Regions from separate parts of the Homo sapiens genome. Here regions 1 and 3 are each linked to region 2. The links are chromatin contacts, found by Hi-C or POLR2A ChIA-PET in ENCODE. All regions are on one chromosome and are shown on one strand. The core of a region is the stretch at or near the end of the contact, and the rest is flanking DNA. Distances in the headings are between cores, read along the strand shown. Region 1 holds the start of ADIPOR2 (adiponectin receptor 2). Region 2 holds the start of RAD52 (RAD52 DNA repair protein). Region 3 holds the start of CCDC77 (coiled-coil domain containing 77).

Evidence for each region. A loop is a pair of places that touch in the nucleus more often than their neighbours do. ChIA-PET counts read pairs that join two places held with the same protein, here RNA polymerase II (POLR2A). Pooled maps may share reads with other maps.
Region 1: a loop to region 2 is called in a map of naive thymus-derived CD4-positive, alpha-beta T cell, with 5 times the contacts of the local background. The contact joins the promoter of ADIPOR2 here to the promoter of RAD52 in region 2. A Hi-C loop is called at or near these places in 1 of 168 maps with a recorded cell type or tissue (naive thymus-derived CD4-positive, alpha-beta T cell) and 7 of 50 pooled maps. POLR2A ChIA-PET finds 5 or more read pairs at or near these places in 2 of 52 experiments (activated B cell and activated T-cell).
Region 3: a map of CD4-positive, alpha-beta T cell shows a loop between it and region 2 (2.0-fold over the local background). The contact joins the promoter of CCDC77 here to the promoter of RAD52 in region 2. A Hi-C loop is called at or near these places in 3 of 168 maps with a recorded cell type or tissue (CD4-positive, alpha-beta T cell and naive thymus-derived CD4-positive, alpha-beta T cell), 4 of 37 single-sample maps with no recorded cell type and 12 of 50 pooled maps. POLR2A ChIA-PET finds 5 or more read pairs at or near these places in 3 of 52 experiments (CD8-positive, alpha-beta T cell, HEK293 and WTC11).

Annotation. Positions count from the first base shown.
Region 1 is chr12:1,689,642-1,692,351 of GRCh38, reverse strand. It overlaps ADIPOR2 (adiponectin receptor 2), which reads right to left and starts at 1,282. Exons shown (of 8, transcript NM_024551.3): 1 at 1,161-1,282. RefSeq lists silencers at 980-1,069, 1,090-1,389 and enhancers at 888-1,466, 1,550-1,599, 1,620-1,779.
Region 2 is chr12:948,349-951,061 of GRCh38, reverse strand. It overlaps RAD52 (RAD52 DNA repair protein), which reads left to right and starts at 1,368. Exons shown (of 12, transcript NM_134424.4): 1 at 1,368-1,460. RefSeq lists enhancers at 1,146-1,415, 879-1,537, 1,966-2,045, 1,538-2,196.
Region 3 is chr12:400,280-402,979 of GRCh38, reverse strand. CCDC77 (coiled-coil domain containing 77) reads right to left here and starts at 1,336. Exons shown (of 13, transcript NM_032358.4): 1 at 1,296-1,336. It overlaps LOC105369594 (a long non-coding RNA gene), which reads left to right and starts at 1,570. Exons shown (of 4, transcript XR_007063149.1): 1 at 1,570-1,662; 2 at 1,930-2,087. RefSeq lists enhancers at 526-1,078, 1,493-1,812.

The DNA of each region.
Region 1 (2,710 bases), core at 33-2,532, 740 kb before region 2:
CATCTAGGAATTACCTAAGAGTCGTTTAAGGAGACATAAGGGTGGCCTTTGATAAGAGGTCACTTCAAACTTTCAGAACTGACAAGACGTATAGCCTCCCCCCAAAAAATAATGCTATGGGTAGATGGATGCTTTTTTCTGAAGGAATTTTTAGCATTTCATTTGGAAAAGTTCTGTGATCAAATAATGCTAAATGTTATGACAGCTTTCTTGGCGTTTAAAGGGATTCTCTGGGTGAGGGGAAGGGGTGATAAAAAAAAAAAAAGTCTGCTTTTGGAACAGAAATGGGGGACAATAACCAAGGCTCAGAAACCCAGAGTCAAAAAATTAAAAGAACATCTTATTTTAAAAAAAAAGTCAACAACCTGCAATGAAGTCACCGTACCCCCATAAAATCCCAACTGTGCATTTAAATCTTTCTACCAAAATTCACTTTTGGACCATCTTATGAAGTTGTCAAAATTTCAGAGGCAAACGCTTAAATCAAGATCAAAAGCCAGGAGGAAAAAAGAGCTAACAGTTTCCAACCCAAACTCTCTCCGAGCCCCCTAAAAACTGATTTATAACCCTGTCATCGGTAATTTTAGAAGAAGCGAACACTGACGGACGGGGGCTTGGGAAAACAGGACTCCAGGTACCAAGCAGGCTGCCTGACGCGCCACCTGAAAAAGGTGAGGGAACTCTTCCCCACCCCAGTCACTGTGAAAGTAGCGCTGAGAGAGCCCATCCCAAGCCTCCACCAAACAAATTCCTAGAAGTGATAAAAACAGACAAGAGACGAAGAGGGGCGGGCAGATCCTCTCCGCGGGCAGGGAGCTGGAGCAACTGCACCCGAAGGTGAGCAGAGGGCAGCAGGCTCCGACCCTCCGCCGCGAAAGGCGAGGCGAGGGGAACAGCGGGCGCCGGACTCCTCCGACAGCGGTCGCAAGGAGGGCGGCTCCAGGTCCCCACACGGCCGACCCTCAGGCCAAGGCGCGCCGGGCGGCAGGTCAGAGTTAGGAATCAAGTTGCGGGCCGGGCCGAGAGCGCGCTCTCCCGCCCGCGCCAGGGACATTCGCCCCTCAGCTCTCACCTCCCCCCGACCCCAAGCTCTCCCTCTGCGCCCAGGAAACGGCGCCCACACTCCAGAGACCCTCACCCGGAGCCCGTCGCCGCCTCACCGCGTGTCTCGGACTTCTTGGGAGCCACCGCTGAGGGGAGGGGGGAGGAGGGGGGAACGGAGGAGGGAGGGGGCCAAGCCCGGTGTAGCCGCCGCCGCTGCCGCCGCCGCGATGCCGCTTCTGGAATCGCGCTCTCGCCGCCGCGACAGCGACCGCCGCCGCCGCGTCTCCCCGCCCCCACGACCGCACGTCGCCGTGACGCGCATCGCACGAGGCGGTTCGAGCCAATAAGACCACACGCCGTGCGCAGCCGCGCTGTCCTAAACCGGAAGCCGCCCCTCTGACCGCTCTAAAACCTGGGTGCATCGTGGGAGCTGTGGTTCGGCCAGGAACTTAGCGAAAACTATACTGGGTGTTGAGGGCCGGAGGAGCGTGCGCTCCTTAGGCGCTCACACAACTCCTCGGAGTTTTTTCTCCCACCGAAAAAGGAAGCAATTTGGAGCTGAGGAGGAGGGGGCCGCCCCGGCTCGCGGATGCTTTTCGCAGTCTCTATGGATACTGGCTACACACTTTGGGCAAGAGCCAGAATTTGAGGATTTAGGCTGGATCGTGTGTCTCTGCCAAGGGCTGATAGGATGCTGAGCGTCGTCTGTGAAGACTGCGGAAAGAAATCCAAAAGCATTAGCCCAGTTTTGCCCAGAGCAATAGTGTTTGCCTTTTATTACCTTATTAAAGATTATGATTTATGCTCTACCACTTCTATTTTTTTTAAAACCCAGTCACTCTTAAAATACATATAATTCAGAGCGATTTTTAAAATGATGTTAATGTAATGGTATATCAGAACCTACTTAAGCACTAAATACCTGCGTCCATTTACCCAGAATGAGTAAGTAATTTTCCACAAGTCATCTTTACGTTGAGTTCTAACTTCTTAGAAGCCAAGAACAGATTTGGTTACGTACTTATTCTATAAGAAAAGTGAATATAAGAGTTAGTCTGCGTAGAAAAATAGTTCTTTACATTCAGTAGGAGGGGGAATTTATCACATTCTTAAGGCGTAAATGCCTTAACTATCAAAATTCTTGTTATTGACTAAAGGAAATCCATACGATTTAGGGAAAGTCTGTGCCCACGGCTTACTGTCCTTACCTTTGGACCACAGCAAGAGATAACAAAGGGTGCAGGGAAAAGCTGACAGGTCTTGAGGGAGCTGGAGTCGGATATATGACGAAAAAAACAAAAATACAGAAGTCTTCATTATGGAAATGTAAGTTTTAAAAAGTAAAGCTACTAAAATCACAAAGAACATGATTAAGATGGCAATAATACAGAACTAAGGCCCACTCATTTAAGCTTGAAAGAGATAAAACTAGTAGAAATTAAAATTAGGAAATAAATGTTAAAGGAACTAATTTCCTCCAAGGAGTGGTTTACATTGAAAATATAATTTTTTTAAGTTTACATAATTTGTGAAAGACATAATAATAATGACTTCTATGTTCCCAGGTAAAGATGTAAAGCTTTTGAGGTTGAAATCAAGGAAGACAATTGTACACCTCCTCAGCACATCAGAAACAATACAGGCATTTCTGGATTGTGAATTTGAC
Region 2 (2,713 bases), core at 119-2,618:
GCTCAATATTGGCTGGGCACAGTGGCTCACACCTGTAATCCCAGCACTTTGGGAGGCTGAGGTGAGCAGATCACCTGAGGTTGGGAGTTCGAGACCAGCCTGACCAACATGGAGAAACCCTGTCTCTACTAAAAATTCCCCAGAGGCTGGGGAATAAGGGGCTGGGGGAGATAATGGGGAGATGAAGATGTTGGTCTCAGGGTACAAAGTTAACAGTTAAACAGGAGGAATACAATTTTGAGATTTATTGCACAGCATAGTGACTATAGTTAATAATAATTTATTGTATATTTCAAAATTTCTAAGAGAGTAAGTTGAAAATATCTCGCCACAAAAAGAATGATAAGTGGGCTAGGTGCAGTGGCTCATACCTGTAATCCTAGCACTTTGGGAGGCTGAGGCAAGAGGATCACTTGAGGCGAGGAGTTCAAGACCAGCCTGGGCAACATAGCAAGACCCTGTCGCTACAAAAACTTTTTTTTTTTTTTTTGAGACGGAGCCTCGCTCTGTCGCCCAGGCTGGAGTGCAGTGGGGCGATCTCGGCTCACTGCAGGCTCCGTCCCCCGGGGTTCACGCCATTCTCCTACCTCAGCCTCCCGAGTAGCTGGGACTACAGGCGCCCGCCACCACGCCCGGCTAATTTTTTGTATTTTTAGTAGAGACAGGGTTTCGCCATGTTGCCCAGGCTGGTCTCGAACTCCTGACCTCGTGATCAGCCCGCCTCGGCGTCCCAAAGTGGTGGGATTACAGGCCTGAGCCACCACGCCCGGCCCCAGGGGACATTCTAGAGGGGACTTCGCCCCCCAAGCCGCACTTCTCCATTTCCCTGCGGTCGTCGCTAACCGAAGGCGCCATCCGGTGACGACTGGATGTGCGCGGCGGTGGTGAGAGGCCGCGAGAACCACCAGGTCCACCGCTGCCTCGGCCCGGGCGGAATCTGGGAAGGTCTCTGACAACCATTCATCCTCAGATTTTCCCAATTGTGCATGGGTGGGCGGGCCCCGCATCCTAATGGGCACTGGGCATGTGAAGTGTGAACCACCCGGGCCTAACTAGCCGCTGAAGGCCTGACGAAACCGCCAGGCCCACCAGGGGGCAGCAGAGATCCGACGGCCGCGGACCGAGGGAAGCTGGCGGGAAGTAGGAGGCAGAGGGCGCGCAGGGAAGCGGCAGGGCGAGCGGCTCAGAACGTAAAAGCCAGCACCGCGCCTCCAGGTTGCTTTACGGCTGCCGCAGAAGGCTTTGCGGCTCTTTTCCCCTCCGACTTGATTTACGGTTCCTTCTCTGGTCTGTGTTTTTTTTTTTCCCCCTCCGGCGCTGGGCGTGGGTTCGGACCTTCTTCCCAGAGACGCTCGCGCACCCTTCCCATTCTCCTCTGCGCGGCCTCCATCTAAGATCTCTTCCCCTTGTCCATAGCCTAGATCGAGCTCCCTGTGTGCACCGCGCGCTGCCCGAGGCGCGTAAGTGGGGGAGGAGAGCGGCTTCCCCCGGGGTGGTTCTAGCCGTGGGTGTGGAGCGTGGGAAGGCTCAGCTTCCGGGTCGAGAACCTGGGGCTGCGGTGGACCTGATCCTGAGGTCTCAGCGTAGAGATGCTGAGTCCAGAGGCCTGTTCTAGTTCACCAGTGCAGTGAGGGGCTCAGTATCCGGGCCTCCCGAGAGGTGGGTAGGAAGGCGGGGTACAGGAAACTTGGCACCAACGCGCCGGGACCCCACCGCGGTGCGGACAGCCAGGTGTCCGTGGTGGCGCTTCCTTGGAGATGCTGCCTGCAGACAGGCGTGGGGAATCTGAAGTTTGTGTTAATAGCTAAACGAAGTTGAGTTGCAGGGAGCGGGGGACGCTGGGAAGAAATGATTGATTTAAAAGGAATTTGACGCCGGGCATGGTGGCGGCATGCCCCCATGTTCCCTGGAGGTCAAGCCTGCAGTGAGCCGAGATCGCACCCGTACCACGACACTCCGTCCCGGGCGACAGAGCGAGACCCTGTCACGGGGGAAAAAATAAAAATAAAAATTTGACGCTCACTTTAGCTGAGTATTGAGCCTTGTTATAACATTGAGATAGAGGTCTGGCGCGGCGTCTCACACCTGTAATCCCAGAACTTTGGAAGGCCGATGCGGGAGGATCGCTTGAGGCCAGGAGTTCTACGCCAGCCTGGCTAACATAGCGAAACCCCGTCTCTACTAAAAATACAAAACTAGGCAGGCCTGGTGGCGGGCGCCTGTAATCCCCGCTACTCGGGAGGCGGAGGCATGAGAATCGCTTGAACCCAGTAGGCAGGTGTGCCGGTAAGCCGACATCGCACCACTGCACTCCAGCCTGGGGGACAGAGCGAGAATCCATCCAAAAAAAAAAAAGTTATAATTCACGTACAATTAAATTCACTCCCTTTTTTAAAAAAAAGTGGAGACATAGTCTCGCTCTGTTGCCCAGGCTGGAGTACAGTGGCGCCGTCTCGGCTCACTGCAACGTCCGCCTCCTGGGTTCAAGCGATTCTTTGCTTCAGCCTCTCAAGTAGCTGGAATTACAGGCGCATACCACCACACCCAGCTACTTTGTATTTTTCACCATGTTGGTTAGGCTGGTCTCGAACTCCTCGCCCTTCCAAAGTTCAGGGATTACAGGTGTGAGCCACCACACCCAGTCTAAATTCACCCTTTTAAAGTGTGCAATTCAGTGGTTTTAATATATTCACAAGGTTGTGCAATCACCACT
Region 3 (2,700 bases), core at 87-2,586, 550 kb after region 2:
AAAGCTAACATTTCCTAAACCTAACACATCATCTTTTTATCCAAACATGCCCCTTCTGACTTTCCTATTTTAGTTACTAATTCAGCGTTTCCAAGCAACCGGGAGTTGGCAACTTAAATTCATCATTTGATCACTCATTCTTCTGAACCTCCTGTCTAACCATATGAATATCTTGTATATTTTATCTCCACAATGACCATGTTAATTCAGAGTCTCAATACTTCTTACCCACACCATTACAACACCTTAACGGTTCTACCTACTCCTTGCGTCTCCTGGACCATTTTCTTTAATAAAATACATCAGTAGCACCTCATAGCCTAAAGCATTAAATCCAATTTGTTAGCCTAGAATTCATGGCTTTCTACATAAGGGCCAAACCTAACTTTCCTGCCTTATTTCTCTCTACTCTCCTAAATGTACCGTTTCCAGATAACTTTCCTGCCTCCATACCTTTGTTCATGAGCTTCCCTCTAGCTGGAACACAACTCCCTCCACAACCCTCATAATTTCACTTAACAAAATCTAGTCTGTACATGAAAACTCATCTTAAATACCACCTCCTTTTTCTCTTTCCTGAGTCTCCCCATCCAAAATGATTTAGCAAAAATGATCTAAGTGCAAAAGAACTGCCTTTGAAATTATCTACAAGTCAACATATTAGAGTGCTTTATTGCTATCGTTTCTCCCATGCTAGCGTGCGCTCCCTACAGACAGAAATCGCGTCTTACTCTTCATTGCCTCTTCCAAAGGAACAATGCCTTTGTTTATAGGTAAATTAACGGGTTTCAGCTAGGGTCTCTGCACCTATCTCCAATACCCTTGCTTAGATATATTCTTATAGCTTGTCTACTAACAATTAACATTTGTGTAGCACTTTGAATTTTTTTCTTTTAGCCACGTGACAAATCTGTACAATTTATTATCCCAACAACCGTTCAGTATTTTCACTATCCCTTATTTCACAAATGAGGAAACTGAGAGCTAGACCAGCGTGGGGTTAGAGTACACCGGAACGCATCTCCAGGGCGCCCGAATCCCGTACTCCTTTTCCCACTTCATCCCATTCTCGACCGCCTCACTGCTCCAGGTCCCAACGCTCCAGCACTCCTGAGGTCTCTCCCTTTGCACATTGGAGCTTTCCTCCTCCGGTCCCCAGCCCCTCCACGGACACCACATTCAGGCTCACGTCCTCTCCTCCGCACTGCTTCCGCAGTTACTTCTCCCTAACCAGATTTTCTTCCCAAGGCTTCTTACCTAACCCCTTCACCCCAAACCCGAAACTCTATACTCACGACACACTAAGACTCCGAGTCAGGGAACGCAACTGAAAAACAAAAGTCAAACCAAGGAGCGGCGCGGCGCCACTGAGCGTCCCTGAATCCGTGCAATCGCGAAGAAGTTTACATGGCCCTTTGGAATGCGCACCAATGGGAAGGGCCTTCACACAGAGGCCCGCCCCCATCTCGCCCCTCCTCGCGGTGCTCCCGACCGCGCAGAGGTCTCTGGGAAATGTAGTTTTCTTCTGCCTGGAGCTCTGCGCGGGGCGACGCAGCTGGGCTGCAACCCGCTCCTCCAGGGACGGGTAGTGTGACGTTTGGGGTCAGAACGCACCACTTTCGGGCACCCCCACTTAAGATTGCTCAACTGCTTTGAGCTCAGGTACTTCGCGTTCATGGTACATATATGTTGTAATTTCCAAGCTTGTCTCAAGAGATAAAGATTCTAAGAAAAGTTTCTTCTTCCATGACCGGGTGGCCTAGAGCCAGGATAGGACCTGAGGTTCAGTTTCTACGGTCAGGGGACTATGTATTAAAATTCTACTATTTGTTCCATAGCAAACACTGCTTCCTTTTCCGGAGAAATGTAAGACACTGGGCTTTAATGATAAAAGCAAGTTCAAAATCCATTATGGTCTTATCTTTCCAGAAAGCAAGGTGTAAAGGTGGGGGAAAAGCACTTTCGTCTCAGAATTACAGCTACTGGTATGGAAAAGCTGGGGCCCTTCGCTGGTGTGAGTCCTAAGGATGTCTAAATGGAACGTGCATCTGCTACAGGCTCGCACTTTCCTTTATTGCGCTTCCCAGGTAACTGTTTTTACAAATGTAAGGTTTGTGGCAACTCTGCATGGAACCAAATCTATCTGCGCCATTTTTCCTACAGCACAGGCTTACTATGTGTCTCTGCACCACATTTGGTAATTTTCACAATATTTCAAACTTTTTCATAATTATTGTATATGTTATGCTGATCTGTTATCCTTTATATTACTATTATAATTGTTTAGGGGCACCATGAACCATGCCCATATAAGATGGCAAACTTAATTCATAAATGTTGTGGATGTTTTAACTGCTCCACAGACCAGCAGTCTCCCTGCCTTTCTCCCTCTCTTCTTGCCTCCTTATTCCTGTGATACAACAATATTGAAATTAGACCAATTAACAATCCTACAGTGGGGGTTCAAGTGAAAGGAAGAGTCACACATCTCTTACTTTAAATAAAAAGCTGAAAATGATTAAGCTCAGTGAAAAAGGCATGTTGAAAGCCAAGACAGGATGAAAGCCAGTCTTCTTGCACCAAAGTTAGCCAAGTTGTGCATGCAAAGGAAAAGTTTTTGAAGGAAATTAAAAGTGCTACTCCAGTAAACACAAAAATGATAAGAAAGTGAAACAGACATTGCTGATATAGAGAAAGTTT